Regions from separate parts of the Homo sapiens genome. Here regions 2, 3, 4, 5, 6 and 7 are each linked to region 1. The links are chromatin loops, found by intact Hi-C in ENCODE. Cell type or tissue: mammary epithelial cell. All regions are shown on one strand.

Evidence for each region. Hi-C counts contacts between places; a loop is a spot of excess contacts. Peaks named below come from ENCODE experiments on the same cell type or tissue, not always from the same donor. Only the 100,000 strongest peaks of a DNase experiment are listed, where the experiment ranks them.
Region 2: a loop joins it to region 1, with 6 times the contacts of the local background. A loop is called at or near these places in 27 of 110 quality-filtered maps.
Region 3: a loop joins it to region 1, with 10 times the contacts of the local background. A loop is called at or near these places in 43 of 110 quality-filtered maps.
Region 4: it touches region 1 in a loop (5-fold over the local background); 76 of 110 quality-filtered maps call a loop at or near these places.
Region 5: a loop joins it to region 1, with 3 times the contacts of the local background. A loop is called at or near these places in 6 of 110 quality-filtered maps.
Region 6: it touches region 1 in a loop (7-fold over the local background); 2 of 110 quality-filtered maps call a loop at or near these places.
Region 7: it touches region 1 in a loop (5-fold over the local background); 107 of 110 quality-filtered maps call a loop at or near these places.

Annotation. Positions count from the first base shown.
Region 1 is chr17:4,787,969-4,791,968 of GRCh38, reverse strand. It overlaps GLTPD2 (glycolipid transfer protein domain containing 2), which reads right to left and starts at 3,005. Exons shown (of 4, transcript NM_001014985.3): 1 at 2,852-3,005; 2 at 2,679-2,743; 3 at 2,292-2,458; 4 at 1,380-2,210. The coding sequence starts at 2,957. The coding sequence ends at 1,673. RefSeq lists an enhancer at 1,239-1,318 and a silencer at 1,549-2,198. In mammary epithelial cell, a CTCF peak has its summit at 1,897; DNase peaks (open chromatin) are centred at 1,418 and 1,888; H3K4me3 peaks cover 2,246 bases; H3K27ac peaks cover 1,824 bases.
Region 2 is chr17:4,901,774-4,905,773 of GRCh38, reverse strand. It overlaps CHRNE (cholinergic receptor nicotinic epsilon subunit), which reads left to right and starts at 2,676. Exons shown (of 12, transcript NM_000080.4): 1 at 2,676-2,756; 2 at 3,011-3,153; 3 at 3,280-3,324; 4 at 3,448-3,557; 5 at 3,687-3,842. The coding sequence starts at 2,711. C17orf107 (chromosome 17 open reading frame 107) reads right to left here. Exons shown (of 3, transcript NM_001145536.2): 3 at 2,840-4,000. RefSeq lists a silencer at 1,846-2,140 and enhancers at 2,272-2,491, 2,681-3,322, 3,323-3,964. In mammary epithelial cell, a CTCF peak has its summit at 2,017 (motif pointing right); DNase peaks (open chromatin) are centred at 2,233 and 2,333.
Region 3 is chr17:4,708,521-4,712,520 of GRCh38, reverse strand. It overlaps ARRB2 (arrestin beta 2), which reads right to left and starts at 1,889. Exons shown (of 15, transcript NM_004313.4): 1 at 1,777-1,889. The coding sequence starts at 1,799. RefSeq lists a silencer at 1,643-2,172 and an enhancer at 2,102-2,271. In mammary epithelial cell, a CTCF peak has its summit at 2,475 (motif pointing left); DNase peaks (open chromatin) are centred at 2,040 and 2,720; H3K4me3 peaks cover 2,251 bases; H3K27ac peaks cover 784 bases.
Region 4 is chr17:4,730,188-4,734,187 of GRCh38, reverse strand. It overlaps MED11 (mediator complex subunit 11), which reads right to left and starts at 2,760. Exons shown (of 3, transcript NM_001001683.4): 1 at 2,614-2,760; 2 at 2,282-2,412; 3 at 581-1,138. The coding sequence starts at 2,698. The coding sequence ends at 1,001. CXCL16 (C-X-C motif chemokine ligand 16) reads left to right here. Exons shown (of 6, transcript NM_001386809.1): 6 at 1-655. RefSeq lists enhancers at 2,764-2,813, 2,105-2,924, 2,824-2,963. In mammary epithelial cell, CTCF peaks have their summits at 2,360 (motif pointing left) and 2,851; DNase peaks (open chromatin) are centred at 2,447 and 2,767; H3K4me3 peaks cover 1,615 bases; H3K27ac peaks cover 1,306 bases.
Region 5 is chr17:4,857,095-4,861,094 of GRCh38, reverse strand. All of the region lies in intron 1 of MINK1 (misshapen like kinase 1), which reads right to left. It also overlaps the pseudogene ATP6V0CP1. Among named protein-coding and RNA genes, the nearest start is that of MINK1, 26 kb to the right of the region's middle. RefSeq lists a silencer at 947-1,241. In mammary epithelial cell, no CTCF peak of the experiment used is centred here; a DNase peak (open chromatin) is centred at 2,044; H3K4me3 peaks cover 2,109 bases; H3K27ac peaks cover 3,337 bases.
Region 6 is chr17:5,060,845-5,064,844 of GRCh38, reverse strand. It overlaps the pseudogene LOC100421332. Among named protein-coding and RNA genes, the nearest start is that of ZFP3-DT, 15 kb to the left of the region's middle. RefSeq lists an enhancer at 1,764-2,524. In mammary epithelial cell, a CTCF peak has its summit at 2,266 (motif pointing right); no DNase peak of the experiment used is centred here.
Region 7 is chr17:4,880,391-4,884,390 of GRCh38, reverse strand. It overlaps MINK1 (misshapen like kinase 1), which reads right to left. Exons shown (of 32, transcript NM_153827.5): 3 at 3,351-3,407; 4 at 3,134-3,259; 5 at 1-28. It also overlaps the pseudogene RN7SL784P. Among named protein-coding and RNA genes, the nearest start is that of C17orf107, 17 kb to the left of the region's middle. RefSeq lists an enhancer at 2,047-2,096 and a silencer at 2,277-2,326. In mammary epithelial cell, a CTCF peak has its summit at 2,213 (motif pointing right); a DNase peak (open chromatin) is centred at 2,250.

The DNA.
Region 1 (4,000 bases):
AATTATCTCAATAAACTCAGAAAAGCAGTTTAAAAATCCAACATTCTCTCGTAATAAAAAACAATCGTTGGCCAGGCGCGGTGGCTCACACCTATAATCCCAGCACTTTGGGAGGCGGAGGTGGGTGGATCACCTGAGGTCAGAAGTTCAAGACCAGCCTGGCCAACGTAGCAAAACCCCGTCTCTACTAAAAATACAAAAATTAGCTGGGAGTGGTGGTGGGATTACGCCTGTAATCCCAGCTACTCAGGAGGCTGAGGCAGAAGAATCACTTGAACCTGGGAGGTGGAGGTTGCAGTGAGGCGAGATTGCGCCACTGCACTCCAGCCTCAGTGACAATAGTGAAACTCCGTCTCAAAATAAGTAAATAAATAAAAAAAATAAAATACATTATAGGAGGGTGGGAGAGGGGGCACAAAAATAAAATAAAATACATTATAGGGAGGGAAAGGATGGACAGAGAAACAATGAGGAGGCTAGTGCAGTAATCTAGGATATAGTCTCCCTTCATAGTCAAAGGTACTAGGAGTGGAGAAAGTGGGCACTGCTCAGATTTTCACAGATTGGATGCTGATATGATGAAAGAGAAACAGAAGGGCTGGGGCTGGGCGCAGTGCCTCACACCTGTAATCCCTGCACTTTGGGAGGCCGAGGCGGGCGGATAACCTGAGGTCGGGAATTCAAGACCAGCCTGACCAACACGTAGACAGCCTGTCTCTACTAAAAATACAAAAAGTAGCCTGGTGTGGTGGTGCATGCCTGTAATCCCAGCTACTTGGGAGGCTGAGGCAGGAGAATTGCTTGAACCCGGGAGGTGGAGGTTGCGGTGAGCCAAGATCGCGCCATTGCACTCCAGCCTGGGTAACAAGAGAGAAACTCTGTCTCAGAAAAAAAAAAAAAAAAAAGAAAGAAAACCAAACCAAAACGAAAAAACAACCCAGAAGGGTCTGGATGACGAGGTTTTTGGTCTGAGGACCTGGAAGAATGAAGTGTCATTTGAGCCAGCAAAGACTATGAAGGGAGAATTTTCGTGGGGAGGGCGTGTTGGAGCTTAGTGTTGGACATGGTAGGTTTGCTATGCCTAGGTGACATCCAAGTGGAAATACCGAATAGGCAATCGTATATGTAGGATTCTGGAGTCCAGGAGAAAGTGGATTGAAGTTGTGATTTGGAAGTTATCAGTGTATGAAATGGCAAGATCTTTCATGTTCATTGTGGGAGTGGCCGTGGAGTCACTTGGCTGCACAGGGGTGAAGCTCAGGGACAAGTCTGGGCTGGAGACTCAGCGTGTGTTTGGCAACCGAAGCCACGGGAGTGACTACGATAGGCCGGGGGAGCGTGAGTCTCTCGGCTGCCGAGAACAGAGATGACACATCTTCTCACCTTCGTTTTTTATTTCCCTTAAGCGCCTGTCGTCATCACACAAAACGCCCTACGTCGACGCTGCCAAATATTGCTTTTTTATTCCTCACAGCTCCTCCCGTCTTTCCGAGACTGCGGACAGAGGGAGCTCAACGCCATTCCCTGCCGGGGGCGGCCCTCGCCGCGGCGACGTCACGGAAGAGGCGGGATACGGAGGCGGCCGCGGCGCGGGCTGCAGGACTGACCCCGGGCTGCGCGGCCCCACCCCGGGCGGTCCGCTCCGTTCCCGCCGGTCCCCGCAGCCGCCGTCTTAGGCCAGCTGGAGCAGGCCGCGCTCGGCCAGCAGGCTCTGGGTGCGGTTGTAGACATCCTCCAAGGTGCCGGCGGCCCGGACCAGCGCGGCCCGCGCCTCCGCCTCGGTGGCTCCGGGACACGCCAGCTCCAGCAGGCGGCGGCGACCCGGGAAGGCGAGGAAGGCGAGGCGGGCGGTCTGTCGGACCAGCCAGGGGTGATGCGGACCCAGGGCCGCACGGTAGGCGTCGCTGCACTGCACGCCCGCGTCCGGGCCTCCCAGCGCGCCGGTCGCCACCCGGTGGAGGCAGAGCTGGGACCAGCGCAGCGCGCGGTGCAGCAGGAGCAGCGTGCGAGAGCCCGAGCTCCGGGTCGGGTCCCGGGGGGCCGCCCCCGGCTGCTCCAGCAGTCCCGCCCTCCGCTCCCACGCCGCCATGGCCACCAGCGACCAGTAGTGCTCCGCGTCCGGGCCGTGCACCCGAGCCTCCAGGTCTGTCACCTTGGTGAAGGCCTCCCTAGTGGCGAAGGCGAAGACGGAGCCGAGGGGAGTCAGGAACCTGCGGGCGAGACGATTTGAGAGAATGGAGATGGAGCCGCCAAGGAGGCGGGGACCGGCTGGGGGGCGGGAGGCCACTCACTCGACGAGTGCCCTCCATCCCGCCAGGTACGGCGACAGCCCCACATCCCCTTCGGGTTTCAGACTGGCGTGGAACCGCCTCATCATGCGGCCCAGCATCCCCCGAGGGCCCAGACACGGAGGCTGTTTCCTCTCCGGGGCCTCCAGGGTTCCCGACTCCTGCCGGACCTGGTGGGGAGACACGATGGGAAGAGGTGGGAGCAGATTCTGCCCTGAAGAAATTGTTCCGAAGGTTTAGCTGGCGGCTCTTCTGCTGTGCGCTCAGCTTCCGACGGGAGAGGGTAGACCGGGGGAGGACCCGCCCTTTGCCGGACCCTCAGCCTGGCTCCACGTCCCCCTGTTCTGGTCCCTCCTGGAGCGCCCGCGCCCAATCCTGCGCCTAGCGTACCTGGAAGGGCGCCGTTTCCCCTGGAACGCAGGGCTGCGCCCTGGGTCCGCAGCCCGAGCGGGCGCCTGGGTAGAGGAGAAGCGGAGCGGTGAGGGCTCGAGAAAGAGGCTTGAGTCGTGAGGGCCTGGATTCCGGGCTTCCTCCCGGAGCAAGTGAGGGAAGGGGCAGCTCACCTAGGCTCCGAACACTGAGATAAAGCAGCAGCAGCGCGAAGATAGCGAGAGGAATTGAGTGGCTGAACCAGTGCCGCAGGGCTGGGGGCCGCGCCGCCACTCCCATGCCTGCTGCTGGGACCGCCGCCCCCTCACCAGCGCCTAGCCAGTCCGTGTCCCTCCGCCTCCAGGAGGGGACAGAAGCCCGTGGTGCCCTGAGGCGCAAAGGATTAATAATTAACCTACTAAGGCCCCTTCCCCTGTGCCCTTCGCCCCAAAGGGCAGCTACCCTGGGTGCGAGGAACTGGGTGAAGGGAATTTGGGGGATTCGACAGCAGTGACAGATCAGTGCATTTCCCTTCCCTGTAGGGCCAGCTGTAGCAAGAGGCACTCTGAGTATTGGGAAGAGAGGCAGGGCCCAGAACAGCTCCCCTACTGAGCAGTGGTGTGGGCCCTAAATTCACTCTGGGCTTGAGTTCCCTCCACTGTAAATTGAGGATAATAATAGGTACTTTGCAAGCCTCATGTGAGGATTAAATGATAACGTATGTGAAAACACTAAATGGAAAAGCTGACCACAATTGCCCTATAAATCTTATTAAGTTCAAGCATTGTCCGGCTCTGGGATCCAGGGAACACCCACTTCTCTCTCGCTCTCTTTTTTTTTTTGTTTGTTTTTTGTTTTTTTGTTTTTTGAGACAAAGTCTCGCTCTGTCGCCCAGGCTGGAAAGTGCCGGCTAATTTTTACATTTTTAGTAGAGACAGGGTTTCACCATACTGGACAGGCTGGTCTCGAACTCCTGACCTTGTGATCCGCCCAACTTGGCCTCCCAAAGTGCTGGGATTACAGGCGTAAACCACCGCGCCCAGCCGGGAACACCCACTTCTAAATTCTCTATCTTATTCCCAGGGGACTTTGTCTTGACCTGGATACATGACCTCTTGCAATCATATACGTACGTCAGGCTTTATCCTTTTGCATTTTTGTGGTTTAATTTTCAAAACTCCAGATTGGCTCTTCAATCATTCATTGCACCAACTTTTATTAAGTACTTCCGCACGTACTAGGCTTCAAGAATACAAAAGTGCCTTCACAGAGCTCAAGGTCCACTGGGGGAGAATTTATCCTCTGTCTCCCCCACTGGAATGTGACCTCTGATGACAGGGGCC
Region 2 (4,000 bases), 110 kb before region 1:
TTCTCCTGCCTCAGCCTCCCGAGTAGCTGGGATTACAGGTGCCAGCCACCACACCCAGCTAATTTTTGTGTTTTTAGTAGAGATGGGGTTTCACCATGTTGGCCAGACTGGTCTCGAACTCTTGACCTCAGGTGGTCCACCTGCCTTGGCCTCCCAAAGTGCTGGGATTACAGGTGTTGAGCCACCGCATCCAGCCGGAAACTTCATTTTTTTGAGATAGGGTCTCGCTTGTCACCCAGGCTGGAGTGTAGTGTGATCGTAGCTCACTGTGTCCTTGATCTCTTAGGGTCAAGCAATCCTCCCGCCTCAGCCTCCTAAGTAGCTGGGACTACAGGCATGCACCATGATGCCTGGCTAATATTTTTTGTTGTTGTTTATTTATTTTTGTAGAGATGGGGGGTCTCACTGTGTTGCCCAGGCTGGTCTTGAACTCCTGGGCTCAAGTGATGCTCCAGCCTCAGCCTCCCAAATAGTTAGGATTACAGGCATGAGCCACTGTGCCTGGCCAAAACCTTGCTTTTCTGACAGATCTGATTCACCCTAGCTACAGATTCTATAGCACCTGTTTATTTTTATGCTTCTCATAGTCTGGCATCACTGGCTGTTGATAGGTCTCTGTCATTAGATGATAACTCCTTGAGGCTTGTTTTATCCATCTCAATAACCGTAGCACTCGGCCCTGTAAGGGGGAACTTTGTAGGTGTCCACTGATGTTTGAATAAATATTTGCATTTATCACAATTCTTGTCCCAAGCCTTGACGCGGAAGCTCTGGAATAAGCAGCAGCACAGATTTGAGACTTAGTCCATGTACCAGCCACATGCAAAGAGGTAAGCTGGGTCAAAGAGACCCAGAAAGGGAGTCTGAAATGGAAATCGTGGGGTTGATAAGGCAGCAGTGGAAACAGAGGCTTTACACAAGTGTGGGAAATGGACTAGGAGGACACTCTGTTATTTGATGTGTCCTCGCTTGTAACATGGAGGTGATTATGACCTACCTCATAGGTGGGGGAAGGAGACCCAAAGGTGATGGACCCGAAAGTGTTTTGTGAAGGGTAAAATAAACACAGGTGTGCGAGATCAATAGAGTTGATTGATAAGTCTCATGCATTATTGCCAATCTACTTGTGTGACCCTGGATCCCGACCTTAGCATCCCCTTTCATGTATTCAGGACAGTGATCATTGCTTTGCTGGACTGCTGTGAGGAAATGAGATGTAAGCAGAAAATATGCTTAGGCCAGCCCCTCCTACCTCACGAGGAACACCTGGACAGTTTCCTAAAAATACAGATTCCTGGCACCCTAGTCCCGAAATCATAATTCTCTGGGAATGGAGCCTAGGAATCTGAATTTAAAATAAGCACCCCTCCAGGTGATTAGAATGGTTCAAGAAGGCTTTAAAAAACACTGAGGCCGGGCGTGGTGGCTCACACCTGTAATCCTAACCCTTTGGGAAGCTGAGGCAGGAGGATCGCTTTAGCCCAGGAGTTTGAGAGCCGCAGTGAACTATGGTGGTGCCACTGTACTCCTGTCTGGGTGACAGAGTGAGATCCTGTCCCCCCACCCCCTGCAAAAAACAAAAAACAAAAAAAGAAACAGAAAAACAAAAAACATCGAGGCTGGGCGCGGTGGCTCACGCCTATAATCCCAGCACTTTGGGAGGCCCAGGTAGGTGGCTCACGAGGTCAGGAGATCGAGACCATCCTGGCTAACATGGTGAAACCCCATCTCTACTAAAAAATACAAAAATTAGCCGGGCATGGTGGCATGCGCCTGTAGTCCCAGCTACTCCAGAGGTTGAGGCAGGAGAATCGCTTGAACCCGGGAGGCGGAGGTTGCAGTGAGCCGAGATCATGCCACTGCACTCCAGTCTGGGCGCCAGAGCGAGACTTGGTCTCAAAAAAATTTTTTTTAAAAAGGAACATCAAAAGGATCTATTAAGGTGTCATCAGGTGTGTGTGTATGTGTGCACGTGTGTGTTTAGGAGAGTAGGATGGGAAGACGGTACTATCATCTGTGACCACAAGGTGGCAGCAGGGATAGACAAGGAGAAACAAGTCTCCCACCCAGAGGGGCTGGGCATGGGCAAACCTGGCGATCAGGTTGTGGAAGGAGGTGGGTCCTTTACATGATCTCCTTTGCTAGATGGAATCTCTGTACCGCAGGGCTAATCCCCTGTGACCACCTGTCTCTTTATCAGGTCTTTATGGAGACTGTTTTTTGCCACTCTGTCGGCAAGAAAGGCATTGTGAGCTTGGGTGGTGATAGTGTGTGTTCCACATGGGTGAGAATGGGAGGCAAGGGGTGTGTCACATCCCCAGATGTGTTCATCAGTCAGGGTCACCTACACAGGGCAGCTTACTCAAAGGACAACAGTGCCTGCTGAAAGCAGTGTCTCCCACCCCCTGCTACTAGAATTGTGGTTGCAGGTGCCTCTCAGGAGACGCCCACATCTGTGGCTGGGGAGTTGGCCAAATACCAGGCAAAGGACGCTGGGCTGGGGCGGGGCAGGGGCAGGAAACACAGGATGGGGCAGCTGCCTCTGGAAGCAGCCAAAATGTCCCCAGCTGCAGCAGGGGTGAGCAGAGGATTAGGTGACAGTCCCCTAACAGCCCGGAACTAACACCCTCCTCCCCCTCACACAGGCACCCTGGCATGCCCCCTCCAAGCCTGCCAGAGCTCAGAATAACCCTGAGAACCACGCAGCAGGATGGCAAGGGCTCCGCTTGGGGTCCTGCTCCTCTTGGGGCTTCTCGGTACGGACAGGGGCTAGAGGGGCAATTGGACACACACAGATACTGACATGAAGGGACTGGGAAGACAAAGACAGAGACCAAGATGGAGACTTAGACACAGTATTTCGTTCCCAGGCACAGCATAATTGGTTTAGGAGACAGATACTGATAGTACACAGCCTCAGAGGCCTGTGAGGACCCAGGGGAGGCAGAGGGGAGAGAGGTGCTCCAGCCTCTTCATTGCCAATGACCCTTCCTTCTTGACCCCATCGCAGGCAGGGGTGTGGGGAAGAACGAGGAACTGCGTCTTTATCACCATCTCTTCAACAACTATGACCCAGGAAGCCGGCCAGTGCGGGAGCCTGAGGATACTGTCACCATCAGCCTCAAGGTCACCCTGACGAATCTCATCTCACTGGTAAGCTACCCCCACCCTCATCTTAAGCCAAAAATCCCACTTCTGGCCCCAACCGCTGAGCTCTGTCCTAAAGCTCACTTCTGGCCCTGAAATCTCACTTCAATCATCCCCATCTCCCATCTGCAGAATGAAAAAGAGGAGACTCTCACCACTAGCGTCTGGATTGGAATCGTGAGTCAAATCTGGGGAATGGTGTGAGGTCTTGTCCAGGGCACCCCTTTTCCCCCAAACCCCTCCCAGGCAGCGCCAGGTGGGAGATGCAGGGCACGCGGCCTTCCATCCCCCACCCCTTAGGATTGGCAGGATTACCGACTCAACTACAGCAAGGACGACTTTGGGGGTATAGAAACCCTGCGAGTCCCTTCAGAACTCGTGTGGCTGCCAGAGATTGTGCTGGAAAACAAGTGAGAACCGGGCCAGACGCCAGGCTGGAGGGAAGCCGGCCTGGGGTGCGGGCTGGACTTGGTTGGGGAAGGGGGTACTCTGAGAGGGTGCAGACCTGTGCAAAAAGCTCGGTTTCCCCGAGCCCACAGTATTGATGGCCAGTTCGGAGTGGCCTACGACGCCAACGTGCTCGTCTACGAGGGCGGCTCCGTGACGTGGCTGCCTCCGGCCATCTACCGCAGCGTCTGCGCAGTGGAGGTCACCTACTTCCCCTTCGATTGGCAGAACTGTTCGCTTATTTTCCGGTGGGAAGAGCTACTCCGAGGCCCGGACGATTATTGTTGGGGGGGGGCCTTATGGGGCGGGGCCAACCGGGAAGCACCGCCCTCGGGGCGGGGCTTCGCGCTGGAGGCGGAGCCAGGCGTAGGCACTGGGTGGGACGCTCCAGCGCGGCCGGAGGTAC
Region 3 (4,000 bases), 79 kb after region 1:
TTCCCAGAGGACCCCAATGGGCAGGTTACCACAGTGTCTGGGTAAGACCTAACCATCTTTCCATCTGGTCTCCAGCTCTGACAGCTGGAGCATATAGGAGAGCAATGACCCTGGCCTTTGGCCCTACATGGTTTCTACCATAGGCCCAGTTTCTGCTACAACTTCACTTGCCCCTTCTTCCCAGAAAGCCAAGCTGTCCAAAGGTTGTAAGGCAAAGGGTATGGAGGGCCCCAGGTATTCCTAACCAATAAAAGAGAATACACATCGATATGGTAGCCGCTAGAATAAACACCCTATCTTTCATCCCAACTTGGGAGCTGAGTGCCGTGGCATCATCCAGGCTCTCCCTCCCCTTTGCTTCTGGTTTTCCTCTTTGTCCCAGGGTGTCCTCCCATTAGGAGCCCTGGCACAGGGCTGTGACAGCCACAATCAGTGGGCCAACTGGAGTGTGGTTCTGGGGCAATTGCCCTGGAGCAGCTGCAAGGCACTTGCCCTTTGGATCCTAACCCAGCCACCTCCTGCCAGGCTGGGGAGGAGCAGCGTGCATATACTAGGCTGGCCAAGGAGGCAGAGTGTGGGGATGACCAGGGAGGTGCCCAGTGGGAGCAGGGGTAGCTGAAGCAGATGTCCTTTCACACTTCCTGCTATTCGCTCCATTTCCTGTGGCCCAGAATTTCATGGGGGTGAGGGAAATTGTGCCAAGTTAGCAGTCTCCTTTGGTCCATCCGTCCCACTCCCTGAACCACATGACGGAAATCAGGGGCCTCCCACAAGTCAGCAACTTCCCCTTTCTCTGGGATGTTTAAACCCTGATCCAGGAGACGGATCATCTCTCTGATGATCTCTTTCTGATGCTCGTCTACTTGATGCTCAGAAACCCGGGTTCTCATACTCTATAGGTTGGAAGTGGGGTTGATATGATGTTTTGCAGAGCAAGCCAGAGCTCAGGACCAATTCCCTATTCCTGATACCCTCTGAGTTGAGGCCTACAGCCCCAACCTTTTCGTCTTTTGCTCCCGCTCCCCTGCGACTCAGGCATCCACCCCTTGCCCCTTGGGGGTGTTGAGTCACAACAGGAAGTGGATTTTGCTAGAGACCAAAAAAGAGAACTCGGGGTATCAGTGGAAGGAAAGAGCCTCGATTGCACAGAAAACATCCGGGGAGTGGACGCGCGCCCAGGGTGAATACTGCCTCCCCCACCCCCAGAGAGAGGGATACGATCTAGTTTCAGGGAGGGTCGCCACGCACTCGGCTCCCCCAAGATGAAGCTGTTGCTCCTGGCAACCCAAGGGAAGGTAGAAGTTTGGGTGAGGAGCCACCCGGCCCTCGGGACAGGTGTGGGCAGCGCGACTACCTGGGGGATATTGGATAGGAGGCTTTCCATTGGCTTGGCGCGAGTCTGGAGTGGATCCCCCCCGTCCCGGCATCCAGCCTCCCCGTACACGACCCCTCGGGGCCAGCCACCTGCTCCTCCTTCCTCCATCCCTGCATCGCAGCCTGCACGGGAGAGCCCAGTAGTCTGGCCCCACATCCCTGCGAGAACCCCGACACCGGTTTTTCTGATCCCCCTCAGGCCTCGCTTTCTGCAGGGGCCCGGGCATTTCCCCCCCACCCTCATTATCCTCGAGGACCTGCGCGTGCGGCCCCGGATGGCTGTCCCTAGGGACCCAGGCGTCCGGCCCCCAGATCCTCTCCGCTGCGCCCTCGTCTGGGACCGTCCCAGCCCCCGCCCCGAGCCGCCGCCCATGCCCCGCCGCGTGGCCCCACCTCCCTTACCTGGTCCCGGGTTTCTCCCCCATGGTGCGCGCGCCCGCCGCCCGCTCGGTTCGCGGCTCGCTCGCAGCCTCCTCGCCCGCTGCCAAGATCCCTGCTCCTCCCCGCGCCAATGCGCACGCGCGCCCTCCGCGCTCTCGCCTCTTCCCCCTCCCTCCCGGCCCCGCTCTGGTCTTGGGGAACCGGGGCCAGATGCGTCAGCCGGATCGCGCGCGCCGCGGCGCTGCCCGCCCTCTCCTAGCAGACACGCGGGGCCATTGGCTCCGCCCCCAGCCCTTCGCGCTCCTTCCCAGCCTGGTAGCCCTCCCCCGCGCGCGGGGCCAGCTCCCACTCCTCCCGCCCATCTCCCCGCCCCGCTGCAACCCCTTGAAACCGATTGGACCCCCCTAAACCAAGGCGCCCGCCTTCCAGGGGATCTAAGTCTTTCGATTGGCCTTCGGCATCCAGAACCTGCAGGGGTCTCCTCCCCTTTGTTTGCTTTCTCAGTGGCGGTGGGGGCGACCGGGCTGCTGGGGGCGGTGGAATGAGCTGAAGCGCCGTCTGGGAAGGAGGATGGTGGGGGGGAACACGTGGGTGAGCGGTTCAATTGCGTGATGCTTGCTTCAGTGCGCGCCGCTCACCTGCTCCACTCGGAGCGTGCCGCCTTCTGTGGCCAGCCCTCCCGCTTCTTCACTGCAGCGTGTCAGCTCCTCCTGGTGTTTGCATTTGATCTTCGCAGGGTTCCCTTTTCCAATGTCTCTGACTATCCATCTCCTTCACCCACCCATCCCAGCTAACATCCACTCACTCACCCGCTCCCATCCATCGGTCCATCTATGGACCCATCCATCCGTGCCTATGTTATGCTATTCACTATGCCAATCGATGGGGACACATACGAATTACCATGGCCCCTGCCTTCCTAGAATAGTTGAGGAGACACATACACAGGTATTACCCAGGAATGCTATTACAGAGGTCTGAGTCAGAAGACACAGCCGCTAACAGCAATTGGCCCGGGCGGGGGTGGAGGGAGTGCAGGCTGTCCAGAGCGGGGAACAGATGAGGACAGTCTTTCTGAAGGATGCGCAGAAGTTTTTTTTCTTTTTCTTGTTTTTTTTTTTTTTTTTGAGACAGAGTCTCACTCTGTCGCCGAGGCTGGAGTGCAGTGGTGAGAGGTGACAGCGTGCTGGCAGCTCTCACTCACTCTCGGCGCCTCCTCGGCCTTGGAACCCACTCTGGCCGCGCTTGAGGAGCCCTTCAGCCCGCCACTGCACTGTGGGAGTTCCTTTCTGGGCTGTCCAAGGCCGGAGCCGGTTCCCTCAGCTTGCGGGGAGGTGTGGAGGGAGAGGCGCGGGCGGGAACCCGGGCTGCGCGCGGTGCTTGCGGGCCAGCGCGAGTTCCGGGTGGGCGTGGGCTCGGCGGCTCCGCACTCGGAGTGGCCGGCCAGCCCCGGGCAGTGAGGGGCTTAGCACCTGGGCCAGCAGCTGCTGTGCTCAATTTTTCGCTGGGCCTTAGCTGCCTTCCCTCGGGGCAGGGCTCGGGACCTGCAGCCCGCCATGCCTGAGCCTCCCCTCCCCCTCCGTGGGCTCCTGTGCGGCCCGAGCCTCTCCGACGAGCACCGCCCCCTGCTCCAAGGCACCCAGTCCCATCGACCACCCAAGGGCTGAGGAGTGCAAGCACATGCGGACTGGCAGGCAGCTCCACCTGCGGCCCCCAAGCGGGATCCACTGGGTGAAGCCAAATGGGCTCCTGAGTCTGGTGGGGACTTGGAGAACCTTTATGTCTAGCTAAGGGATTGTAAATACACCAATCGGCACTCTGTATCTAGCTCAAGGTTTGTAAACACACCAATCAGCACCCTGTGTCTAGCTCAGGGTTTGTGAATGCACCAATCCACACTCTGTATCTAGCTACTCTGGTGGGGACTTGGAGAACCTTTGTGTCTACACTCTGTATCTAGCTAATCTAGTGGGGACGTGGAGAACTTTTGTGTCTAGCTCACGGATTGTAAATGCACCAATCAGCACCCTGCCAAAACAGACCAATCAGCTCTCTGTAAAATGGACCAATCGGCTCTCTGTAAAATGAACCAATCAGCAGGATGTGGGTGGGGCCGATTAGAGAATAAAAGCAGGCTGCCTGAACCGGCAATTGCAATGCACTGGGGTACTCTTCTGTTAGGTAGACCTTTTGTTCTTTTGTTTTTTGCGGTTAAATCTTGCTGCTGCTCCTTTTTTGGGTCTAC
Region 4 (4,000 bases), 58 kb after region 1:
GTCATCCAGGCTGGAGTGCAGTGGCATGATCTCGGCTCACTGCAACCCCCATCTCCCAGGTTCAAGCGATTCTCCTGCCTCCTCCTGAGTAGCTGGGACTACAGGTGCTCACCACCACACCCGGCTAATTTTTTGTATTTTTAGTAGAGACGGGGTTTCACCATGTTGACCAGGCTGGTCTCGAACTCCTGACCTGGTGATCTGCCCACCCAGGCCTCCCAAAGTGCTGGGATTAAAGGTGTGAGCCACCATGCCTGGCCCTATGTGTGTTTTTTAACTACTAAAAATTATTTTTGTAATGATTGAGTCTTCTTTATGGAAACAACTGGCCTCAGCCCTTGCGCCCTTACTGTGATTCCTGGCTTCATTTTTTGCTGATGGTTCCCCCTCGTCCCAAATCTCTCTCCCAGTACACCAGTTGTTCCTCCCCCACCTCAGCCCTCTCCTGCATCCTCCTGTACCCGCAGCGAAGGCCTGGGCTTTCCCACCCTCCCTCCTTAGCAGGTGCCGTGCTGGGACACCATACGGGTTGGTTTCACCTCCTCAGTCCCTTGCCTACCCCAGTGAGAGTCTGATCTTGTTTTTATTGTTATTGCTTTTATTATTATTGCTTTTATTATCATTAAAACTCTAGTTCTTGTTTTGTCTCTCCGAATGAAGAAGTATGTATTTTCATTAGGCCAAGTCTGCGGGAAGGCTGGGGCAGCAGCATGAAGTGTTTGAGGAAGTGGGTTGGGTATGTCAGTTTCCATCTCCTCTCTGAGCCTGTCAGGGTGTTTCTGGAGTGCAGAGCAGGAGCACCCTGCTGGAGAGGCCAAAGCATAGCTGTGGGCAGGCTCGGGCTTCAGTTTTTCCATGCCCACCATTTGCCCCTTTGTCCTAGGGTACTTTGACCAGCAGGGTATGTTGGTGCTCATACTCCCCACCCTACATGTTCCCAGGTTCTGTCCCATGGCACAGGTGATGGTCTCCCTCTCAGCTCTGGGTCCATCTCCCTGGCCTAGTTCTCCAGCATCTGCTCACAGGTTCGAGCCACATCACTGAGCTTGAGGCGGGCATAGTCCACTCGCTTCAGAGCCATCTGACAGTCCTTCCTCGAAGAGTAGCTGGAGCCCTCATGGGGCTGCCCTGTGGCCACCTACAAGACAGACTATCAATGGAGCACCATCTCCTTTACCCTAACTCCAACCAGGCATCAGGTCTCGTCTCATTTCTTCCCTGAGTTTGAATTTGTTAGGCCATCTGGTAGCTGGGTAAATAAATCATTTAACTTATGTTAATCTTGTCTGTAAAATGGGGGTGACAATAACTACTTCCTAGAGTTGTTGAGGATTAGATAAAGTAATGCAGAGTATCTGGCACACCGTAAAAATTAGTAATGGTAGTGGTCCCTGCGACGATTTCAGAACCTTCTCAATCCTGTCCCTCTTCTCAGGATATAAGGATTTGGGACCTCGTGGCCTGGAGGTCAGGCCAAGTTTCCAGTGACAAAGTTCTGTAGTTCTAGCATTATTTACACATCTTCTGCTAGGCACATGTGATGTTACCCAGTGAGGTATGCAGGGCCACCTTTAATTCTTTCATTTTATTATTTATTATTTTTTGAGACAGAGTTTTTGCTCTGTTACCCAGGCTGGAGTGCAATGGCATGATCTCGGCTAAGTACAACAACCTCCGCCTCCTGGGTTCAAGCGATTCTCCTGCCTCAGCCTTCCAAGTAGCTGGGGTTACCGGTACTCACCACCAAGCCCGGCTTTTTTTTTTTTTGAGACAGTCTTGCTTTGTCACCCAGGCTGGAGTGCAGTGCTGCAATCTTGGCTCACTGCAACCTCCACCTCCTGGGTTCAAGCGATTCTCCTGCCTCACCCTTCCAAGTAGCTGGGATTACAGGTGCCCGCTACCAGCCCAGCTAATTTTTGTATTTTTAGTAGAGACGGAGTTTCACCATGTTGGCCAGGCTGGTCTCGAACTCCTGACCTCAGATGATCCACCCGCCTCAGCCTCCCAAAGTGCTGGGATTACAGGAGTGAGCCACCGAGCCTGGCCTAATTTTTATATTTTTAGTAGAGACGAGGTTTCACCGTGTTGGCCAGGCTGGTCTCGAACTCTGTCAAGCCACTGCGCCCGGCCCATTCTTTCCTTTTAGAGGAAGAAACCCGCTCTGGATGGCCGGCTGGGGAGGTCTGGTCCTGCCCAGTTAATGCTCCACCCTGGATCACCCAAGCCTGAGGCTTTGACCCAGAGCTGGGGTTCGCTCGCAGAACCCCCCAGACACACCGACCTGGGTGAGGTAGCGGATCTGAGCTGACAGCTCCGCCTCCACGTGTTGCACTGAAGCGGTGAAGGCCGCCGCCTGCCGGTCTAGGAGCCGCTCGTTAGTTTTTTCCTTGGACAATTCTAGGATCACAGTACCTGCCAGGGCGGAGAGAGGGCGGGGACACACGGAGACTGCCAGTGTAGCCTCTCCCTAGGCCAGCCCCTCTCAGTCCCGCCCTTTCGCTGCGCACGCACGTAGGATTCCCTCCCCAACCCTGCTCCAAGTCCCAGGTCAGGCTGCCAGTGCAGCCCGGTCACGCTTTCGCTCCCCGCTGTCCAGGTTGTCGCATCCCGAACCTGCATTCTGAAGGATGGCGCCGATTTCCCGTTCAATGTCTTCCAGAGCGCGTAGTCTCTCGTTCGCCAGGCTGTAGGTAGCCATTATCACTCTGGGAATTCTCACCAAGAGTTTCTCCTCAGAAACGCGACGCTTGTTCCGGAAGTGGCTCTCGGTGTGCGCCTGCGCAGAGGGCACCGTGTAGCGAGCACTACGATTCCCAGGATGCTCAGCGCAGCCTCGCCTCCTCGGTCCGCTTGATGAACTACAACTCCCAGGGCCCGCTGCGCCTCAGCCACAGGACCACCCGTAGTCAGAGGCGACAGTGGAATATCCCCTAGCCCGAGGCCATTCAGACCTGTCCATCTTCTTGACACTGTCTGTGGCCTCTAGTTTATTCTACACAAGTTTATTTATTTATGAGACAGTCTTACTCTGTCGTCCAGGTTGGAGTGCAGTCGCAAGATCTCCCTCCCTGCAACCTCCACCTCCCAGGTTCAAGCGATTCTCCTGCTTCAGCTTCCCGGGTGCCTGGGATTATAGGCGCCCGCCACCACGCCCGGCTGATTTTTGTATTTTTAGTAGAGACGGGGTTTCACCATGTTGGCCAGGTTGGTCTCGAACTCGACCTCAAGCGATCCACCCTCTTCGGCCTCCCAAAGTGCTGGGATTACAGGCGTGAGCTGAATCTTAAAGGTGAACTACGTGGATGAAAGCTTGTAGTGGAAAAGGGAGACGGCATAGGCAACAGCATGGTGCTGTGACGGGAACAGCGCATGTGGAGTCCAGCAAGGGATTCTGCCTGCCTGGAGTGAACGGAGCGTGGTGGGGGTTAGGTATGACAATGGTGAGGCTGGAGAGAGGAGCGGAATCAGGAAAAGGCTTGCAAGCTATGTACTTTGGACTTGAGTCTGAAGACATTTGAGCCTTTAAAGGGTTTTTAAGAAGTGTGTTATGACCAGAATTACCTTTTTTGGAAAGATCGTTTGTAACAGTTTATAGTAGATTATCAAGAATGAAACTAGTTTGCCCAAGGTTAGCACATGAAGGTTAGACTCAGTTAAACTGAATGGTCTAGCCTGGGGAACATAGTGAGATACTGTCTTTATAAAAAAATTTGGGGGCTGGGCATGGTGGCTCACTCCTGTAATTTCAGCTCTTTGGGAGGCTGAGGTGGGAGGATCACTTGAACTAAGGACTTCGAGACCAGCCTGGGCAATATAGTGAGACCCCATCTCCTATATTTAAAAAATAAAGGCTGGGTTTGGTGGCTCACACCTGTAATCCCAGCACTTTGGGAGGCCGAGGCGGGTGGATCACCTGAGGTCAGGAGTTCGAGACCAGCCTGACCAACATGGAGAAACCCCGTCTCTACTAAAAATACAGAATTAGCTGGGCATGGTGGCG
Region 5 (4,000 bases), 69 kb before region 1:
TAATGATTCAACGCCAGACAGAGCAAGGCGGAGCTGGGTTTGCTCAAGGAAAGCTTTTCAGAAGAAGCTGAGGAACAAGGGCTGGAGGGAGAGAAGAGGCACAAAGCTGGTGGCCTGAGGCAGGCAAGGGGAGGGCACGAGCTGTCCCCTCAGACTCTGCTCCTCTGCCTTAAATCCCCCTTTAACTATTTCAAGTGTATTAGTTTCCCCAGCTTCAAAAGCTTCCCGAAGTTGCTCCCTAAGGCTTCGGCATCTCCCCAGCACGTGGCGCGCACTGGTGCTGTACAGTTAAGGGACACAGCGCCGTGGTCCTTCCACCTGCACCACGGTCTCTGCTCCCTAGAACTGACCAGGGGAGAACCAGGCACACACCAGCCTTGAGCCCTTGCTTCTTTGCTCTGCTCAGCCTCAAGGGACTCCCTGGACTCCTCCCACAGCTCCTACCTGGAGGAAAAACTAGGGGCAAATGTGAGCCCGTTGCAGCTCTCACGGTGCTGCCTGGGGCCCAGCATCAACAGACATTTTCCTTTCCTTTCCCCAAAACCAAAGTCATGTTAGTGTAGTAGTAGTAGTACAGACTGAGAGGAGATTAGAAACAAAGGGTTTGATTATTTCCCAAGAGAAAATGCAAGAGTTCATGCATAAACTGTTTCCAGAACGCTGTCCGGTTGGGAGGCTGGGACACGAACTGAAACTCAGAGCCTAGGAAGCGTGAGCCAAGGCTGTGGGGCCAGGAAAAGGAGAGAAGGTGAAACCCCCGTCAGTCCCTCACAATCAGCACGTGGAAATCTAGAAATGCAGGAGAGGCCTGGACTCATGGTGGAATCCAGAATGAAAGAGGTGGACGACTGAATGAGCAGAAGGAGGCAAGCACCAGAGGCTTGGGGGTCACATTTCTTGGAAGTGGCCTGGAGCTGGCAGATGAGAACTCTGGCTACCCGTCCTCATTCCACTAACAGTAGCTCCTCTAACGACATGCCCCTTCCCTCTGTACCCCGCTCCGCATGCGGCAAGTAGTTCCCGGACGCGACCCTTCCCCCTGTACCCCGCTCCGCATGGGGCCAGTAGTTCCCGGACGCGCCCCTTCCCTCTGTACCCCGCTCCGCATGCGGCAAGTAGTTCCCGGACGCGCCCCTTCCCTCTGTACCCGGCTCCGCATGCGGAAAGTAGTTCCTACGGTGTTGGTTTTGCATGTAGATGAAACCCTTTGAGGGGTAAAGGTTTTTTTTTTAAGTACTTTAGCAAATGCAAACTGTTATTATCAATATTAGCCAGCATCTTTTTTTTTTTTTTTTTTTTTTTTTTTGAGATGGAGTTTCGCTCTTGTCACCCAGGCTGGAGTGCAATGGCAAAATCTAGGCTCACTGCAACCTCCGCCTCCCAAGTTCAAGCGATTCTCCTGCCTCAGCCTCCCAGGTAGCTGGGATTACAGGCGTGTGCAACCACACCCAGCTAATTTTTGTATTTTTAGTAGAGACAGGGTTTCACCATGTTGGCCAGGCTGGTCTCGAACTCCTGACCTCATGTGATCCATCCGCCTCAGCCTCCCAAAGTGCTGGGATTACGTAGCCAGTGTCTTTCTTAAGTGCCTGTCAAATAATGCTCCTGGTTTATAAGTGCCCCTGGCTCTACCTTCTGGGTGCTCAGACACCAACACAGAGAGAACAGAATTAACATCCTGAGAAGTTACATATGCTAAAATATAAAGAGTAAGATTGTGAGGAAACTGCAGGGGAAGCAGGTAGGTTAGGAAAAGGTATCCTCACTTTTCTGCTGACCGATGAGTCATAATTCTTGAATTTCGGTGCTGGAAAGGTCCATTAAGCATTCCAGGAGATTCTAGGGAGCTTCCAGAATGGTAGAAGAACTGGAACCATAAAGCCTGGGGAAGGGATGGAAGTCCTTGGGAAAGAAGCACTAAACAGCCCAGTGGAGACAAGGAAGGACTGGTCTCTCCTGTGCTTCGAGCCCAGCAATGATTATTCACTCAGATATGCCCCGGCAGGTCCTGCTGCTAGAGCCAGTGCTGTTCCCAGACCCAGGCAAGGTGCCATCCTACCCCTGACAGGAAACAGGGCAGGAGGTGGGGCTGCCCCGGGTGCCTGGTGTTGGGAGGGGCCGGGGGGAATCCCGGGTGTTGGGAGGACAAGGCAGAGTCAGCTAGCTGTGAGGCTAGGGGAGAAGACCTCTCTAGTCTGGGAGAGACCCCTCCTTTCCTAGCTCCTTGTACTTCCAAAAAGGCAGGCTTCCTGCTGTTACTAACCATACCAGGACTGACTATACAGCAGCCAGAAAGATTCTGAGAAACCTGTGATAGAGAAAAACAGATGCGGAAGCGGGAGAAGAGAATTTCATAGGACACTAGGGAAAGAGAATGGGAACTTGTGGTCTAAAGAGGGAACCAAGTCTGGCCAACATGGTGAAACCCCATCTCTATTACAAATACAAAAATTAGCTGGGCATGGTAGTGCATGCCTGTAATCCCAGCTACTCAGGAGGGTAAGGCATGAGAATCACTTGAGACTGGGAGGCGGAGGTTGCAGTGAGCCGAGACTGCACCACTGCACTCCAGCCTGGGCAACAGAGCAAGACCTCGTCTCAAAAAAAAAAAAAAATTAAATTTAAATTAAAAAAAAATAAACAGGGAACCAACAAGAGCTGGCAGAACAGAATAAAGTCTCAAGCCAAATAACTCCCTTGCCTTGGAAGAACAAGGCTGCCAGCGTCTTGGAGCCTCTGTTTATCGGGTACCAGTTCAAAGGACAGTGAGCCTGAGCTGGCCTGGGAGGCCCTCCCCCCTCCCAGATGAAAACAATAGGCCTGTTTTCCTGAGCTCTTCCTGTAATCCAGAAGGCCCACACAGAGAGGAAGAGGGGGGCAAAGGCAGTGGCTATACCCAGTGGGGGAGGGGATATTTAGCCTCCCATAAATTCATCAGCTCCCTTAAAGACACCCCAAAACACCAACAATCTAAGTGTTAAAATAGTGACTGCTATGCAAATGGAGCTTTAAAACCTATCCCTTAGCCCCAGTACCACCAGATTACTAACCCTAAACCCCATCTGTAGGAGATATTCTGAAGCCACCACAGGGGAAGGGATAAGGGCCTGAGAGACAAAGGACAGATGGGGTCTCCCCAACAATTTAAGTTAAGTTCCACAAGGATACAGTACTGGCAGAGATTTGGAAGTAGGGGCAAGTATTCTGACAGAAGGGTGGTGTCTTAGGCACCCTTCAATTAGGAGTAGCTAAAGGCTGTGTGTGTGTCTGTGTGTGTGCATAAGAAAAGAAATAGGAGGGTGTGTGTGTGGTAAGAAAGAGCATCTTGGCTGGGCGCGGTGGCTCACCCCTATAATCGCAGCACTTTGGGATGCCAAGGCTGGCGGATTGCCTGAGCTCAGGAGTTTGAGACCATACGGGGCAACATGGTGAAACCCCATCTCTACTAAAAATACAAAAAATTAGCTGGGCATGGTGGTGCGTGCCTATAGTTCCAGCTACTCGGGAGGCTGAGGCATGAGAATGGCTTGAGCCCTGGAGGCAGAGGTTGAAGTGAGCTGAGATCGCACCATTGCATTCCAGCTTGGGCTACAGAGTGACACTCCATCTCAAAAAAAAAAAAAAAAAAAAAAAAAACCAGCATCTTTGCTGCCACTAGTCCACTGTCTTTGCACTCACTCTCTGCCATGCCCATCCTTGTCCCCCTCCCCACTCACAGACATGTCCAACAACAGCCCCGAGTATGCTTTGGTTTTCACCATCTCGGGTGCTATGGCCACCATGGTCTCCAGTGGCCTGGGTGCTGCCTGTGGCATGGCCAAGAATGGCACCGGCATCATGGCCATGTCTGTCATGTGGCCAGAGCTGATCCACATGAAGTCCATCATCCCAGTGGTCATGGCTGGTATCATCACCATCTATGGCCTAGTGGCGGCTGTCCCCCCTGCCAACTCCCTGAATGATGACAACAGTCTCTATAGCAGTTTCCTCCAGCTGGGCG
Region 6 (4,000 bases), 270 kb before region 1:
CGGCTCACTGCAACCTCTGCCTCCTGGGTTCAAGCGATTCTCCTGCCTCAGCCTCCCGAGTAGCTGGGATTACAGGTGTGCACCACCACGCCTGGCTAATTTTTGTATTTTTAGTAGAGATGAGGTTTCTCCATGTTGGTCAGGCTTATTTAATCTCAATTACCTCCTTAAAGGCCTTATCTCTAAATACAGTCACATTTGGGATTAAGGCTTCGACATATAAATTTTGGGGGAATGCAGTTCAGTCTGTAACACCATGCCTCACCCCAGATCAATTAAAATTTGGAGGAGGAGGCTGGGAGCGGTGGCTCACGCCTGTAATCCCAGCACTTTGGGAGGCCAAGGTGGTGGTATGCAACTGTAGTCCCAGCTACTCAGGAGGCTGAGGTAGGAGAAACACTTGAACCCAGGAGGCGGAGGTTGCAGTGAGCCGAGATTGCGCCACTCACTCCAGCCTGGCGACAGGGCGACAGTGTGAGACTCTGTCAAAAAAAAAAAAAAATTTGGAGAAGGAGGGCAAGCATTGGTACCTTTTCTTTTTTCTTTTCTTTTCTTTCTTTTTTTTTTTTTTTTTGAGACACGGTTTCACAGTGTTGCCCAGGCTGGAATGCAGTGGCATGATCACAGCTCACTGCCTCCCATCTCAGCTACCTGAGTAGCTAGGACCACAGGCATGCACCACCATGCTCAGCTAATTTTTTTTTAAATTTTTTGTAGAGACAGGGGTCTCACTATGCTGCCCAAACTGGTCTGGAACTCCTGGGCTCAAGCAATCTGCCCACCTCGACCTCCCAAAGTGCTGGGATTACAGGCATTAGCCACCGTGCCCAGCCAGCATTGGTACTTTTAAAAGAGTTCTCCAGGCTTGGCCAAGCATGATGGCTCATGCCTGTAATCCCAGCACTTTGGGAGGCTAAGGCAAGAGGATCACTTCAGGTCAGGAGTTTTGAGACCAGCCTGGCCAACATGGCAAAACCCAGTCTCTACTAAAAATACAAAAATTAGCCAGGCGTGGTGGCAGGCACCTGTAGTCCCAGCTACTCGGGAGGCTGAGGCAGGAGAATCGCTTGAACCTGGGAGGAGGAAGTTACAGTGAGCTGAGATGGTGCCACTGTAGTCCAGCCTGGGCGACACAGTCAGACTCCATCTCAAAAAAAAAAAAAAAAAAAAAAAAAATGAGCCCTCCGGGGTTAAGAACCACTCATAAAGCATGAGCTTTGAAGACAATCCCACACTCCCCTTGGGCTTCTGCTATTTCCCATGTACCTAGGAAAGTGCCCTGAGCTCTGAGTTTAGGTTCCTCTCCTATAAAATGGGAGTACTATTAGCACACAGGGTTCATGTGAGAATTAAATGAGATACTGCAGACAAAGCACTTCACACCTGCCAGGCTGTCGCAGGTACTATACAATGGCAGTTCCCACTCAGCTACTCCTGCCATGAAGAAGGAGACAGAGAGATTTTCCTGAGGCAGCAGGCAACAGTTGGAAGAAAAGGGGAGCAGGAAAGGGTGTTTGTGTGAGGAAGGTTATCCTTTGCGTGAGGAAGCACAATTAAGTAAACTGAATGTTGAAAGAGAACAAGAGGCTGGGCGTGGTGGCTCAGGCCTGTAATCCCAGGACTTCGGGAAGCTCAGGTGGGCGGATCACCTGAGGTCAGGAGTTGGAGACCCATCTGGCCAACATGGCGAAACCCCGTCTCTACTAAAAATACAAAAAATTAGCCTGGCGTGGTGGTGCACGCCTGTCGTCCCAGGTACTCGGGAGGCTGAGGCATGAGAATTGCTTGAACCCGGGAGGCAGAGGTTGCAGTGAGTCGAGATCGCGCCACTGCACGCCAGCCTGGGCGACATAGCAAGACTCTGTCTGAAAAAGAAAAGAAGGCCAGGCACAGTGGCTCACGCCTATAATCCCAGCACTTAGGGAGGCCAAGTCAGGTGGATCACGAGGTCAGGAGTTCAAGACCCGCCTGACCAATATGGTGAAACCTTGTCTCTACTAAAAATACAAAAATTAGCTGGGCATGGTGGTGCATACCTGTAGTCCCAGCTACTCAAGAGGCTGAGGCACGAGAATCGCTTGAACCCGGGAGGTGGAGGTTGCATAGAGCCGAGATTGCGCCATTACACTCCAGCCTGGGCAACAGAGCGAGACTCTGTCTCAAAAAAAAAAAAAGAGAAGGAGATATGTTTACAGATTTAGGCGTCTTCTTCCCTACTCGGGAATAAAGAGGCAGTTTTCTTGCTGGGCATCAGGTGGCGCCAGCAACCTACAGACAAGAATTTCAACTGTGGCCGGGAAAGTGGATGAGGAAGGACAGTTGAGTCCCAGGTCTCCCTGATGCAGCTGCCACTTTGTCTAGACAGAGAGTCTTCAATCATTTGTCTAAATTTCAGTTAACCCATGAAATTCAGTATGTGGACTAATCCACCTCCTCTAGATTTTTTCTAATTATTTTGATATCAAGAGATATGTATAAACATGCATACTCTTATGTTTGTGGTGTTTTCTTAGACTGGCCGAAGATATTCTCTTTCATTGCAGTCATAGGATTATTCCCTGAGACGAATTATTTGATATTGTCATAAAGATTGACCTAGGCCAGACAGCATTTACCCATCTGTTACATTCAAACAGTTTCTCTCTGATATGAATTATCTGGGGTAGAGTAAGGCATGAACTATAATTGCAGGACTTCCAATATTTATGTCACTCACAGGTTTTCTCCCCAGAGGTAATTCTTTGATGTGGACGAAGATTTGAGCTCTGATTAAAGGCTGACCACATTCAATAAATTATGGGATTTCTCTCCTGAGCAAATTCGGTGATGTAGAATAAGATGAGGATTCTGAGGAAAGGCTTTCCTGCAGTCTTTACATTCAAAGGATTTCTCTTCTAACATGAAGTCTCTAGTAAGGCTAAATTATAGCTAAATATTTACCTGCACTCCTTACTTTTTTTTTTTTTTTTTTTCCTTGAGACAGAGTTTCGCTCTTGTTGCCCAGGCTGGAGTGCAATGGCGCAATCTCGGCTCACTGCAACCTCCACCTCCCGGGCTCAAGGAGCTCTCCTGCCTCAGCCTCCCGAGTAGCTGGGATTACAGGCACGCACCACCACGCCTCGCTAATTTTTTTTTGTATATATATATATTTTTTGTTTGTTTGTTTGAGACAGAGTCTCGCACTGTTGCCCAGGCTGGAGTGCAGTGGCATGATCTCAGCTCACTGCAAGCTCCGCCTCCGGGTTCACGCCATTCTCTGCCTCAGCCTCCCGAGTAGCTAGGACTACAGGCACCCACCACCACGCCTAGCTACTTTTTTGTATTTTTAATAGAGACGGGTTAGCCAGGATGGTCTCGATCTCCTGACTTCGTGATCTGCCTGCCTCGGCCTACCAAAGTGCTGGGATTACAGGCGTGAGCCACTGCGCCAGGCCATTTTTTTCTATTTTTAGTAGAGATGGAGATTCACCATGTTGGCCAGGCTGGTCTCAAACCCCTGACCTCGGGTGATCCGCCCATCTGGGCTTTCCCAAAGTGCTGGGATTACAGGCGTGAGCCACTGCATCTGGCCGACACTCCTTACTTTCACAGGGTTTTTTTCCAATGTGAATTGTGTGATGTTCAGTAAGACCTAAGCTCTAGCTGAAGGCTCTTCCACACTCGACGCCCTTACAGGGTTTTCCCCCCAAATGAATTATCTGATGTTGAACAAGTTGAGATCACCACCTGAAATATTTTCCAGCCAGGGGTGGTGGTTCTTTCCTGTAATCCCAGTACTTTGGGAGGCCGAGGCAGGAGGATGACTTGAGCCCAGAATTTCCAAACCAGCCTGGACCACATAGGGAGACCCTGTCTCTACAAAAACTAAAACAATTAGCCAGGCATGGTGGCACGCACCTGTAGTCCCAGCTACTCGGGAGGCTGAGGTGGGAGGATCGCTTGAGCCTGAGGGGTCGAGGCTACAGTGAGCCATGATCATGCGACTTTACTCCAGCCTAGG
Region 7 (4,000 bases), 92 kb before region 1:
AACCAGCACCACAGAACTCCATCACCAGCTAGGATCCCAGGAAGGTACCGAAAGGAAAAGTATCAGTCAGACAAGCCCTCCCACCCCTGCCCCAATCCCCTGCTAGACTCCTGGAGGAGGATAAGAGACCTTGGGGTTAGAACTGGTATGAGCTAGAGAGCAAGGGCCACAGAAGCCTCACAAAGGCCACAGGATTTCCTCAAGTCAAGACAGAGAGGGAAAAAGGCTGGGTGCGGTGGCTCATGCCTGTAATCCCAGCACTTTGGGAGGCTGAGGCAGGCGGATCACCTGAGGTCAGGAGTTCAAGACCAGCCTGGCCAACATGGTGAGCAAGACTCCGTCTCAAAAAAAAAAAAAAAAAAGAGGAGAAGGAATACAGATGGAAAAGAACTGGCAGGGTGGGGCTGGGTTTAGAGTAGGAGTCCAAGGAATCCCTGAAACTGTAAACAAAATGATGCAGGTATATGCATTTTCCCTGAGGAAGGGTCTAGTACTTTCATCAGATTCTCATTGGGATTCCAAACCCTACAGCGGTTAAGAACTACTGCTTTATGGCTGGGCGCGGAGGCTCACTCCTGTAATCCCAGCATTTTGGGAGGCCGAGGTGGGTGGATCACAAGGTCAGGAGTTCAAGACCATCCTGGATAACACGGTGAAACCCTGTCTCTACTAAAAAAAAAAAAAAAAAAAAAGTAGCCGGGCGTGGTGGCGGGCTCCTGTAGTCCCAGCTACTTGGGAGGCTGAGGCAGGAGAACGGCGTGAACCCGGAAGGCGGAGCTTGCAGTGAGCTGAGATTGCGCCACTGAACTCCAGCCTGGGTGACAGAGTGAGACTCTGTCTCAAAAAACAAACAAACAAAAAACCCAAAACAAAATACTACTGCTTTGGGCCGGGCTCAGTGGCTCATGCCTGTAATCCTAGCACTTTGGGAGGCCAAGGCGGGCGGATCATGAGGTCAGGAATTCGAGACCATCCTGGCTAACATGGTGAAACCCCATCTCTACTAAAAATACAAAAAATTAGCCGGGCGTGGTGGTGGGCACCTGTAATCCCAGCTACTCAGGATGCTGACACAGGAGAATCGCTTGAACCTGGGAGGCAGAGGTTGCAGTGAGCCGAGATCGCGCCGCTGCACTCCAGCCTGAGTGACAGAGCAAGACTCTGTCTCAAAAAAAAAAAAAGGAACTTCTGCTTTGGATCAGGGCTGGCCCAAGGCCTGCTTCTATATGGTCAGCAAGTCAAGAATGGTTTTCACTTTTTTTTTTTTTTTGAGACAGGGTCTTACTCTGTCGCCCAGAGTGGAGTGCAGTGGCGCGATCTCAGCTCACTGCAACCTCCGCCTCCCAGGTTCAAGCGATTCTCCTGCCTCAGCCTCCCAAGTAGCTGGGATTACAGGCGCATGCCACCACGCCCGGCTAATTTTTGTATTTTCAGTAGAGACGAGGTGTCACCGTGTTGGCCAGGCTGGTCTTGAACTCCTGACCTCAGGTGATCCTCCTGCCCCAGCCTCCCGAAGTGCTGGGATTACAGGCTTGAGCCATTGCGTCTGGCCTGGGTTTTACATTTTTAAATGGTTGCGGGAAAAAACAAAAAAAGGAATCCTAAATGACATGTGAAAGTGTAAAACATTGAAACGTGAGTGACCGCAGTGAGGGTGCTGGGGTTATAGCCACACTCATTCGTTTACGTACTGACTATTGCTGCTTTCGTGGTACAACAACAGAACCGTGTAGCTGGGACAGCAAATATGACCCGCAAAGCCTGAAATATTTACCATCTGGCCCTTCACAGAAGAAGTTTGCCAGTCCCTGACTTAGAAGCAGAAAGGGGGCTAAGAAATAGTGATTCTCTAGGTCTGCTAGAGACATAAAGATTGCATAGGGTCTACCTCGACAGCTGCAACAGGGAACCTGGGAAGACCCTGAGAGAAACTCCTCCAGCACAGAGAGTAACAAGGCCAGGAGATGAGGAGGGCTCTGGGTCTGCACCTCCCAGGGAGAGCAGCTGAGACCCGCAGGCAGAGAAGATGGCTCCAACCAGTCTTCCTGGAAATCAGCATGCTTGTCCAAGTTTTCACTAAAAGCCACATCCAATGCAGGAAAAGGTTGGGTGGACACATATATTTGCATATGCAATAAAAGTAATTTGCATGTGCCTATTCCTTGGAGAGCAGAGCACAGTGAGAGGAGGGGAGGACCTGTGCCCAACAGGTCCAGAAGGGGGCGCCCGGCCACTAATGCCTCTAGCCTGCCGCGATCTCCACCACACACACCTGGCAGGTAGACCTCCCTGTCACCTTTCTCCCTTTCTTTGTGTGCATGAGTGTGTGTGTTCCCAAAAAGCCAAAGGGCCTTGGAGGCCAGGACCATGGCTCATGCTCATCTATACAGAGTATACAGAAGTGCTTAGTAAGTGCTTCTCTGAATGGCTGTTGGGAGGGGAGACCTGGCGTCAGCGCCAAAACTCCCGACAGCCATTGCCACACTCCCTGCTGCTCCATCCTCAGGGACTGGGCTCAGTACCACAAAGGGTGAGGCTGGGGGAACATGTCAGCACCAGTGCCCAGGCTAGGGAGGGGAATGACTCTTAGGAATGTTCTGGGCCAGGCAGGAGGAATTTGGGGGAGGCCCCAAGCTCTGCAGCAGGCTCTGTTTTGAATGATGACCCAGAAGGGCTGGGTGCTCTGTAGCATCTGGGGTTCTGGGAGGGGTCTGGGCCCTGTTATCTCCCACAAATATTTTGGTTCTGTTGCTTTCCCAGGAGCTGTGCTCAAAGGCAGGAAAATGGATGGACGGCCTCCCCACGGTCTCTCTCCCCTTTGCCAGGATTATATTTATTTATTAAGAGCCGATCGCACAGTGTGAGACACTGGTTAGGGGAAGGGTTGGGGCAAACGCCAGGACCCCTCCCCACAAAACACTCAAAGGATGAGATGCTGCAGTTCATGGGGGCTGGAGTGCGGGGCCATCCATGAGGCAGGAGGCCCCTCTGGGTCCAGGGACAGGGGAGGCTGGGTAGACCGGAGGGAGGGTAGCTGGCAAGGAGAGATGCTGGGCACTGATACTGAGTCCTAGTGAACAGCCCGGAGACAGGGATTGCGGGGAGGGAAGGCGGGCAGGGGGGCGTTTCTCACCCAGAGCTGGTCATCGTTTCCCGGGGGGCTCTTCTTGATGAAGGCTCCGTAGTAGGTGGCGATGTTGCGGTGGTGAGAGTACTTTTTCAGCATGTTGATCTCCTGTTTGATCTCTTCCTCCTCGTCCTAAGCAGATGGGAGGAGCTGAGCCCTGAGACTCCCCCAACACTCCCTTCTCGCTGGTCCGACCCTCCCACTGCCCAGCTCCACTCCCTACCTCCGTGACATCCATGACCTTGATGGCAGCCAGCTGCCCCGTCTTGACATGCCGACCCTGCGGGACAGAGGGATCTGAGTCTATGCTCAGAGGGTGGAGCGTAGAGAGGGCTTGACTCTAGGAGACACAGCTTTTTTTTTTGAGACAGGGTCTCGCTCTGTCGCCCAGACTAGAGTGCAGTGGCGCGATCTCGGCTCACTGCCTGCTCCACCTCCCGGGTTCACGCCATTCTCCTGCCTCAGCCTCCCGGATAGCTGGGACTACAGGCATCCACCACCTCGCCCGGCTAATTTTTTTGTATTTTTAGTAGAGATGGGGTTTCACCGTGTTAGCCAGGATGGTCTCGATCTCCTGACCTCGTGATCCGCCTGCCTCGGCCTCCCAAAGTGCTGGGATGACAGGCATGAGCCACCGCGCCCGGCCCGACTGTTTTCTATCTTACAAAGTGCCCCTCAGCCGGGCGCTGTGGCTCATGCCTGTAATCCCAACACTTTGGGAGGCCGAGGCAGGCGGATCACTTGAGACCAGGAGTTCGAGACCAGCCTGGCCAACATGGAGAAACCCCATCTCCACTAAAAATACAAAAAATTAGCTGGGTGTCATGGTGGGCGCCTATAATCCCAGCTACTCAGGAGGCTGAGGCACGAGAA